2 separate regions of the Homo sapiens genome follow, and region 2 is linked to region 1. The links are chromatin loops, found by intact Hi-C in ENCODE. Cell type or tissue: heart right ventricle. All regions are shown on one strand. Links, peaks and the distances in the headings refer to the core of each region. The heading gives the core; the rest is flanking DNA. Region 1 overlaps HEG1 (heart development protein with EGF like domains 1). Region 2 overlaps ZNF148 (zinc finger protein 148).

Evidence for each region. A loop is a pair of places that touch in the nucleus more often than their neighbours do. Peaks named below come from ENCODE experiments on the same cell type or tissue, not always from the same donor. Only the 100,000 strongest peaks of a DNase experiment are listed, where the experiment ranks them.
Region 2: a loop joins it to region 1, with 2.1 times the contacts of the local background. A loop is called at or near these places in 1 of 110 quality-filtered maps.

Annotation. Positions count from the first base shown.
Region 1 is chr3:125,012,585-125,017,969 of GRCh38, forward strand. HEG1 (heart development protein with EGF like domains 1) reads right to left here. Exons shown (of 17, transcript NM_020733.2): 6 at 39-1,406. Among named protein-coding and RNA genes, the nearest start is that of HEG1, 41 kb to the right of the region's middle. RefSeq lists an enhancer at 2,061-2,355. In heart right ventricle, for the core only: no CTCF peak of the experiment used is centred there; no DNase peak of the experiment used is centred there; H3K27ac peaks cover 2,786 bases.
Region 2 is chr3:125,302,496-125,307,880 of GRCh38, forward strand. All of the region lies in intron 4 of ZNF148 (zinc finger protein 148), which reads right to left. Among named protein-coding and RNA genes, the nearest start is that of ZNF148, 70 kb to the right of the region's middle. In heart right ventricle, for the core only: no CTCF peak of the experiment used is centred there; no DNase peak of the experiment used is centred there.

The DNA.
Region 1 (5,385 bases), core at 191-5,190:
CCTTGCAGTTAACATGTGCTTGTGTGACTGTGTTTTACCTGAGGCTGAAGAGGACACTGTTGTTGGTGACTGTGTGCTGCTCTGAACAGCAAAGGTGGCAGATTTGGGAGCCAAGTCTTCAGCCGTGGAAACAACTGTGGTTTGGGGAGAAGGAGATGTTCCGAGGGAACGTGAAGCTGGGCTGTACTCTGCTGTAACGCCAAGCTTTGTGGTCATTTCTTTTGCTGATGTGGGTACACTGGTCAAAGGGATCAATCCAGTGGTAGCATCCACAATCACTCGGTTCCTTTCTGTGCTGATGCCACCTTCTGTTGAGATTTGAGGAACTAGTATTTCAGGATGGGTCAGCGAGAGCTGTTTTCCAGCTGTAGTCTGTACGGCTATAGGGCCAGTGACCAGAGATGCTGTGCTTGACAGGGTGCCAGGAGTGGTCATAAGAGGCTGAGAGGTCTTCAGAATGGTAGTTGTGAAAGTTGGAGACATTTGTGCTAAGTTGGTGCTTGTGGCTGGAAGGGTTTGCTCTGTGGAGGACTCTGTTAAGGATGGAGGCAAAGGAGAGTTTGTTGTTACAGCTTTGGTGGACTCTGTGGGCAGAGACACCAGGCTTGGTGACTTTGATTCTGTAATGACTTTCTCTTGGTGTGGGGTGCTCTGGCTCTTAAGGTCTGCAGTTTGACTACTATGGAGCATTGTCATGAATGATGTCATTGTTGATGTCTGAAATGAAGTCACAGGAGTCTCCCTTGCCCTGGGCAGGACAGGGGTAGAAGATGACTGTGGCAAGGTTGTTTGTGAGACAGAAAGTGGGGCAGATGTAGATGTCGTTAAGGATACTGGTAAAGGTGATGGTGAGGAAGACCATGGTGTGGATGCATCAGAGGTAGACTTTAGTAGATGCACAGAGGCCCTGGTTGATGGTAAAATTGATGAAAATAAATGGTGGGATTGTGACACAGAGGGCAGAGGCAAAGGAGGCCCTGAAGAAGAAGAAGAGGAGGAGGAGGAAGAGGAGGAGGAGGAGTCACTAACAAACTCAGCATCAGTGTCCAGAACAACCGAAGTGTTCGGCATATTAATGGTGGGTGTGTAGGACGGAAGGTTGGATGTATGCAGAACTGGCGACTCAGTAGAAGGCTGAGCATATTCCCCGTCATAGGATGAGATGTTACTTCTCTCAGTCTGAGCATGAAAAAAGGAGGAATACTCTGAATGTGAAGAGTTTGAGATTTTAATATAAGAAGTTGAGCTCTCCACAATGTCTGAGGATGAACTGTTATCTGTAATGGACAGTAACGCCCGTTCTCCTTTGGTGAAAGTAGATGACAGGTAGGTGTGGTCTGTGTGGTCGCTGGAAGTCCTTTGTTCAATAGCTGTGCCACGCACTTGACCGTAGCTAATCCCAGCGACTGTAAACGGAAAAGCCAAAGTTAGGTCAAATAAAAGAACAACAAAACTCTGAAATATGCACTATCAAACAGACTTTCAGTGTCATGAAACTCAATGAATTCAAGTGGGTGAAACACTTGCTTTGGAGAGGTGGTTTTCAAGGGTGAGCACTCTGAATAAAGACATTGTGGGCAGGCAGGAGTGGTCAGTGTCTCCTCTGAGCAGACTGACCTCCTGAGAGAAGCAGTGGTAGCGGCAGTGGAAATGGTAACAAAAGAGAAGTGGGGACTAAGGGTCTAAAAATGGAGAGGAGTTGCAAATTTCCTCCACATGCCTTTTTCGATAAAAGCAAACTGGTATCTGAAAAGCTCTTAAGACCCCAAATAGAATAACTGTTATGCCTAAATGAAAAAAGGAAAATCTTCCCAACTTTCCATTCTATAGAATGAGATATTTCTTTCCCAGGAGATTGACCTTAGCCACAAGTGGTTGGTCTCTTATTTTAAGTCTCCCAGCAAACACTATCCCAAATTCCTTAGGTGAGTGTGTGTGGAGGGCTGGGGGTGGGAACTGGGGAGGGGTATTCACCTTCCTGAGGTGGGAGAATCTAGAAAGTTCTCTCCATAAAGAGCTTGTAAGGCACTTTCTGGCTTGACAGCTAACTGAATCATCCCAGGACGGTGAGTAAATTAATAGATGAGCTGAAGGGATGTGTTAAAAGAGACTGTGGAAGACACCCCACCTCCGAGTGCACTGGAGGCGGCCAGTGACCGTGAGACCAGGCCCATGTCGTCCGTCACGTTTACGTGCAGAGAGGCACCCTCTGTTTCTTGGTGCATGGCCGCTGCAGGGCTGCCTGCTTCCCCAGAAGTCGTGCTCATGCTGGTGTTGGTGAGGGTGACAGACCGCAGTGTGCGTTCCCCGTTTCCAGTGACAGTAGCCAAGGTGTGGGTGCCGAGAGAGGGCACCCCAGAAGTCCTGTCCTCTGCATTGGCGGAACTGTCACCTAGTGCTTGGCCTGGCTCTCGGCTGTCTTCCAAGGCTAAAAGTAGAGTGAAAGAGGATGGCTGAAAAATGCAGGGCTGGAGCGACAGGATCGTGCCCCAAGCCTCACTTCCTGGGCTGTGGGAGCCAAGACGCTCCCCTGTACTTTTAGGGTCTTTATCTGAGATGTCTGTTGCCCTTGCAAACATGGCTCAGTGATTGAAACCTCAAGAGGAACTGTGGATCAGCACAACTGTTCAGGCACCCTGGATTTATAGGAGGGTATATTACTTTAGCAAATAGGATCGATACTAGATTTCTGCTCAGTGATACATAATAAATAGAGTTTATGTCAGAGAAATTGGTAGTGGTGGTGAGGAGGTAAACAGTTGGTGAAAGACTAATAATCCTACTGGGGCTTCAGACATTTGCACAAGGCCCAGAAGGGAGGCCATAGTCCTCCTTGGAAGGCTCTTCCTCCCGGAAGGACCAGGAATACATGAATGGCCACAAGGCCAGTCATTACACGGCATTAGTACAATGGCAAAGAAACAGCCTGAGGTGGGGGGTGAAAGGTGGGCTTGTTTTTTTGTCTTCTTTTATTTTTTAAAATGCATGTGTTTTATTCTATTGATGGGGATGGAAGAGGGCAGACGACACATGAATAAATGTCTGTTTCATTCTCTTTTGGGTATGTGTTTATGCTACAAACCTAAAGGGTCTTAGAACTAATTTTAGATTGTTAGATTATCAGATAAACCCTTCTCTTCAGAAATGATGAAAATGAGGTCCAATTCTCCTTGGCCTAAATCCTTCCTAATCTGGCTGTACAAAAAGAAAAAAAAACCCAAAAAACAAAAAACAGGCTCTTTTCTGGTTCTTATTCACATTCCCAGCCCAGACTGGCTGTCAGTACGCCATGGCCATGCTTTGATGGAAAACAGTGTAAAGCTGAGTGTTGGCTAAATTCATTTTGGGATAGGTTTGAATTGACAGAGACAGGAATGAGCACGGGCCACGAGCATCACTGAGAAAGCCAGAAGCCAGACAGAGATGCGACTCAAGCCAGTCTGAAGGGCTCAAGACCTGTGGAGAGCCAACCAGGAGAGGCGCAAGAGCAGGATCTAAGTACGATTTCTCTGGGCAAAGAGAAAAAGGTCTTGGATGGGGAGATCCTAAACTCTCTGTTAAATGAAATTTAGGCCAATGACCACATCAGGGTTACAGGCTTAACAAAGTAGAGAGAGAGTCAGACATGAAATGGAGACTCTGAATGCAGAAAAGGGAGCGGGCCAAGAACTCTAAAAGGCCGGAGTGCAGAACCCCGCCAGCTTTGGGTGACTCTGAGGGAAAAAGATAAAGTATTGTGTTAACCCACAGTGAGATGGTTTCAGGAATGTGGCTACTTTCTATCTAGCTCTTTATAAATGAACTCCAAGATCTGATCACACTGAAATCATATGTTCCTCATGAACCAACTGAGCATTAATTGCAGAGAAGCGGGTACTGAAGAGATGTAAAAGAGAAAGGCTATGAAACTCAAGATCCTGGTTTGAGAAGGTAGAAGTCCTGACCCCCACAGTAGTGAGGGTGAAAAATGATTCCTTTTGCTTAGGACATAGATAATGTGTTTTCCAGGCACAAACATAAAAGAGCATAAATATCCCCCGCTTGTGTGTGTGGTATTCTTTCATGATAAGCATATGCTTTTCCACATCACGTGAGTACTAATAAATGCTAATCTTCCTCATCAATTAGGATTCTTATATGGGGGAAATGAAGCTATAACTAGTGATGGAGAAGTAAGAATTTAAACCTATTCAAAGCTTAAATGATCAGCTAATACATTTTTGCTTTAGTCAGAATATACTTTACATTGATAACAGACTGTGAGAATTGTTTTAAAAAATTATCCCTAAGCATTATTAAAAAGAAACATCAAAAGAAAAATTTTCTCAAATTGACAAATTGGACTTCTTCAAATTTAAAAACTTTTGTGCTACAAATGATTCCATCAAGAAAGAGAAAAGACAACCCACAGAATAGGAGAAATGTCTGCAAATTATATATTTGATAAAGGACTGTATCCAAAATATGCAAAGAACTTTTTTTTTTTTTTTGAGACAGGGTCTGTTTGTCACCCAGGCTAGAGTGCAGTGGCATGATCTCAGTTCACTGCAACCTCCACCTCACAGGTTCAAGTGATTCTCCTGCCTCAGCCTCCCAAGTAGCTGAGATTACAGGCACGTGCCACTATGTCTGGCTAATTTTTGTATTTTTAGTAGAGACAGGGTTTTGCCATGTTGGCCGGGCTGGTCTTGAACTCCTGACCTCAAGTGATTCACCCGCCTTGACCTCCCAAAGTGCTGGGATTACAGGCGTAAGCCACCACAGCCGGCCATAAAGAACTCTTACAATTTAATAATAAAAAGTCAAATAACCCAATTTTAATAGTCAAAAGATTGGACTAGACATATTCAAAGAAGATATACAAGTGGCCAATAAGCACATGAAAAGATGCTCAGCATTATTAGTCAACTGGAAAATACAAGTCAAAACCACAATGAGATGCCTCCACCCCCACTCAGATGGCTATAATCAGAAAAGATGGATAATTACAAGTGTTGGTGAAGATGTAGCAACATCAGAACACTTGTACACAGCTGGTGGGAATATAAAATGATGCAGCCACTTTGGAAAAGAGTTCGGCAGTTCCTCAGAAGGTTAAAAATAGAGCAGCCACAGCCACATAACCTGGCCATTCCTAAATAATTGAAAATTTATGGCCAGGCATGGTGGCTCATGCCTGCAATCCCAGCACTTTGGGAGGCTGAAGCAGGCGGATCATGAGGTCAGGAGATCGGGACCATCCTGGCTAACATGGTGAAACCCTGTCTCTACTGAAAATATAAAAAAAAAAAAAAATTAGCCAGGCGTGGTGGTGGGCACCTGTAGTCCCAGCTACTCGGGAGGCTGAGGCAGGAGAATGGCGTGAACCCGGAAGTCGGAGATTGC
Region 2 (5,385 bases), core at 67-5,066, 290 kb after region 1:
TCTCATGTCTCTTATGTTCTACTATAAACCAATGTTATGCAAACACTTTGCAAATTCTGCCCATCTGGTATATCGCATAATACAGCTTTTCATTGATTCATTTTCAGAATGGACTCAAATTTATCATTATCTATTAGGAATAAAAGGACTGAATTATGGGTTACCATAAAAATGGAATTATCAAGCAGACACTGAAGTTGTTTTAGAAGAACACACAATTGAGAAAAATTCAAAATATACTGTTAAGTGAAAAGACTACATAAAAAGCAATATGATCTTATGTATGGCATGCTTATCAAAAAAGCATAAAGCACATACATTAAAATGTTATGAGTGACTGTATCTGGGTGATAGGGGTATGGTAGGGTATTTATTCTAGAGATGAATACCTATATTCACAGAAAAACCTGCACACAAATGTTAATAGCAGCTTTATTTTTAATAACCAAAACCTGGAGACAACTAAAATGTCCCTCAATAAGTGAATGGTAAACTGCGGTACATTGGTGCTATGCAACACTACTACAAAACAAACAGTAAGAAATTACTGATACATGCAACAACCTGGACGACTCTCAAGAGCATTACGTTGAGTGAAAAAAATAGTCAATTCCAAAAGGTCACATCCTGTAGGATTCCATTGATACAACATTCTCAAAAATGACACAGTTCTAGAAATAAACAACAGATTAAGGATATTCAGGGGTTAGGAATGATGGAAGGAAGAGAAGAGGTGTGACTATAGGGGGTAGCACCAGAGAGATCTTTGTTATCCTGGCTTAGTTCTGAATCTTGATTGCTTTGGTGGTTACACAAATCTACACATGCTGCAAGGGTCCCCAACTCCCAGGCCGTGGACCAGCACCAAGCCGTGACCTGTTAGGAACCCGGCTGCACATCAGGAGGTGAGCGGCCAGTGAGCAAGCAAAGCTTCATCTGTATTTACACACTGTCCCCACTGCTTGCATTAATGCCTGAGCTCTGCCTCCTGTTAGGTCACCGACAGCATTAAATTCTCATAGGAGCTCAAACCCTATTGTGAACTGCACATGCAAGGGATCTAGGTTCCCTGCTCCTTATGAGAACCTAATGCCTAATTGATGATCTGTCACTGTCTCCCATCACTCCCACATGGGATGGTCTAGTTGCAGGAAAACAAGCCCAGGGCTCCTACTGACTCTACATTATGGTGAGTTGTATAATTACTTCATTATATATTATAATATAATAATAATAGAAATAAAGTGCACAATACATGTAATGCTTTTGAATCATCCTGAAACCATCTCCACCCCCACCCCATTCGTGGAAAAACTGTCTTCCACAAAACTGGTCCCTGGTGCCAAAAACGGTTAGGGGTTGCTGCATAAAGTACTCAACATGGGATACACTGTCGCAATGTGAATTTCTTGATTTTGACATTGCAGTGTATTTATATAAAATGTAACAACTGGGAGAAATTGGATGAGGGATGGAGGGGGTCTTCTCTGTACCATTTTTGCCACCTTCCATAAATCTATATAATTTTAAAATAAAAAAATTTTTAAGTAAAAGGATAGATTTTTGTCCTTTTCCCCTTCCTGCTCTTGCCTATCCTCTTATCCTCCAGGAACCAGTCAGGTCTAAAGCCATAAGCTGGGGCCAAACAAGGTGTCAGATACCAGACAGAAGGAAGAGGGCTTCTACATGGGAGGATGGCCCAATATAAGATGTCAAAGACCAAGCAGGGTGAGGTGGTTCTCCATATAGAGGGGCAGCTCAGCATGAGGTGCTGGAGCCCAAGCAGCATAAGGAAGAGTCTAGATTGTGGGAAAAGGGCAGCCTGGACCACCATGTCAAAAGCTAAGTGGGGTGAAGAAAGTATCAAAGAGTGGATGTAGACCAGTGCAATGTATCTAAGTAAGAGTGCCATAAGGAGGGGGTCTGCTTGGTGCTAAGGTCTAGTTCAAGTTGTCAAAGCACATGTAGGAGGAGAAAGGTATCCACGCAGGGCAGGGGTAGCAAGTACTCCTGTGAGGCTTACAAGCCTAGGAGCATCTGCATTAGGGGTTAGGATAATAAGAAAATAAGTAAATATGCTGAGATAACAAGCCAGGTTTCTCACCGTCTAATGTACTCTGCTGGACTTGTAATGGGAGGTAGCAGTAGGAACTCATGGTTTTCAATATTGATAGATATGGAAATTATAGAAAGGAATATGTGCACTATATGTAAATGTACATCATTATATACATACATACATTCTCTAGCTCTGTCCATTGAGAGGCCTAGGAGCAGCTATATCCCAACTGCAAGGAGCAGCATGTTCAGCACCCAGACCTTGGCTTCTAAATACCATTCTCCACTAAAATGAACTAGGGGGTCCTTGGAGAAATGGCTGACTCCAGAACTAAAGCAGAAAAAGGACAAGATAAGCCTAGAACATAATGTGCCAAAAAGCAAAGAAGTACTCAACGACTGACGAGATATGTCCAAGAACATAAAACCTGCTTGAAAAGGCTTCTGTTAGCCAAATCTTAAACAAACTGAGTATTAAAATAATCACAGTAATAGATTTTAACCCAGCAAATTTTTAAAAACCCTAATTCCATATTGATAAATAAAGTGTGATAAGGAATAACTTTATAGCAGCAAAGCCTGGAAGGTATCAATTGATCAAAGTGAACCATCATCTGAATGACGGCAAATAAAACTCAGGTGCTGCCTGTCAGAATGCAATGGCGAGAAAACACAGCATTATTTGTACAATATTCCTGCCAAAGATGCTTAACTTAAATATCCTAAGGAGGAAAAAAAATCAGGTAAGGCCTGAGGGACATTCTACTAAATAAATGTAAAATATAAATTCCAAAAGTGATGAATTAACCCAGACTAACAAAAACTGAAGAACATGACAATTAAATTCAACATGTAATTTTGAACTGAGTCTTTTGGCTAACAAACTTTAACTGCTGGACTTTAGCAGCTCTCTCCCAGTAACTAACAGAACATGTAGTTCAGTGAGTACATAAAAGAGTTAAAGAATACAATTAGTGGCCGGGCGTTGTGGCTCACACCTGTAATCCCAGTACTTTGGGAGGTGAAAGCAGGAGGATCGCTCGAACCCAGGAGTGTGAGACTAGCCTGGGCAACATAGTGAGACTCTGTCTCTACAAAAAAATTTTAAAATAAGCCTGGCATGGTGGTGTGTGCCTGTAGACCAGGTAGCTCAGGAGACTGAGTTGTGAGGATTACTTGAGCTCAGGAGGTGAAGGCTACATTAAGCCATGATCACACCACTGCACACCAGCACGGGCAAAAAAAAAAAAAAGAAAAAAAGAAAAAGTGAATACAACTAAACAACTTGACCTAACTGACATTTATAAAATAATCCAACCAACAATAGCCAGAATACACATTCTTTTCAAGTACACATAGAACACTCACCAAACAGATCATATGCCAAGCACTGAAACAAGTCTCAATAAATTTAAAAGGGCAGAAATCATACAGCATATATTTTCTAACCACACTTACTAGATATTAATGATGAAAAGATATCTGGAAAACTTCAAAATATTCAGAAATTAAGCAAAACACTTCTAATTAACTCATGAATCAAAAAGAAATAAAGGAAGTTAGAAGTATCTTTAATTGAATTAAAATGAAAAAATATATCAAAAGCTATGCTGAGAAAAAAGTTTGGAGCTTCACATGTTTAGGTCAAAAATGAATATCTAAAATCAGTCACCAAACTTTCTACTTTAAAAAGCTAAGATAAGAAGAGCAAATGAAAACCAAAGTAGTAGAAAGAAATAATAAAAAGTAAAAATGAACAAAAGTTAAAGTGAATAGTGAAAATCGATAAAACCGAAACTTCACTATTTGAACAGACAATGAAAACAAGTAAATCTCTACCCAGTCTAATTAAGAAAAAGAAAAATTATTATACCAATATCAGGAATGAGAAAAAAGAAATCACCATTGATCCTTAAAACAACAAAAGAAAATATTAATAGAACTTTGGTCAATTAAACAATTAAGAAAACACAATTTACCAAAACTTATTCAAGAAAAAATGTTTAGTATGAATAGCCTACTTATGTTTTTTTAAATAAAATTTGTAATTTAAAACCTTCCCACAGGCTGAGGTGGGAGGCCACTTGAGCCCAGGAGTTCAAGACAAGTCTGGACAACATAGTGAGACCCTGTCTCTACAAAAAAAATTTTTTCTAATTAGCCTGATGTGATGACATGTGTGTATAGTCCCAACTACTTGGGAAGCTGAGGTGGGAGGATCATTTAAGCCTAAGAGGTTGAGATTACAGTGAGCTGTGACTGTGACCCTGCACTCTGCACTCCAGCCTGGGCAACAGAGCAAGACCTTGTCTCCAAAGAACAACAAAAAACCCTTCCCACAAAGAAAACTCAACTCTAGATTAGCTTTACTGGTAAAGCCTATCAAATATGTATGATAAAAATATCAATCTTACACAAACTCTTTCAGAAAACAGAGAAGGAAACACTTCCTAACCCATTTACAATGAGGCCAATATACCTAAAAACGACATAGCTATTCCAAAAAAAAAAAAAGAAAACCATGGACTAATATCTCTCATAAACATACAAATGTTTAAATTAGCAAACTGAATTCAACAAGAAAAAAGGACGATACATCATGACCAAGTGTGATTTATCCCAGGAACGCAAGAGCTGTTTAATATTTGAAAATCAGCATAATTCACCATATTAAGAGAATAATGACAGGATATTCATATGATCATTTCAATCGATGCAGAAGAAGTACTTGATGAAGTTAAATATCCATTCATGTTTTTTTTTTTTTTGAGACGGAGTCTCGCTCTGTCGCCCAGGCTGGAGTGCAGTGGCGCGATCTCAGCTCACTGCAAGCTCCGCCTCCCGCATTCACGCCATTCTCCTGCCTCAGCCTCCGAGTAGCTGGGACCACAGGCGCTTGCTACCACGCCCGGCTAATTTTTTGTATTTTTTTAGTTGAGACGGGGTTTCACCTTGTTAGCCAGGATTGTCTCAATCTCCTGACCTCGTGATCCGCCCGCTTCGGCCTCCCAAACCACTCACGTTTTTTAAACAAAGTCTCAGCAAACTAGGAAGAACACTTCAACCTAATAAAAGTAATCTATGAAAAACCTACACCTAATTCTTTTTTTTGAAACAGTCTCACTCTGTCACCCAGGCTGGAGTACAATGGTGTGATCTTGGCTCACTGCAACCTCTGCCTCCTGGACTCAGGTGATCCTCCCAATTCAGCCTCCCAAGCAGCTGAGACTACAGGTGCACACCACCATGCCCAGATAATTTTTTTTTTTTTTTTTTTTGGCAGAGATGGGGTTTCCCCATGTTGTGCAGGCTGGTCTTGAAGTTCTT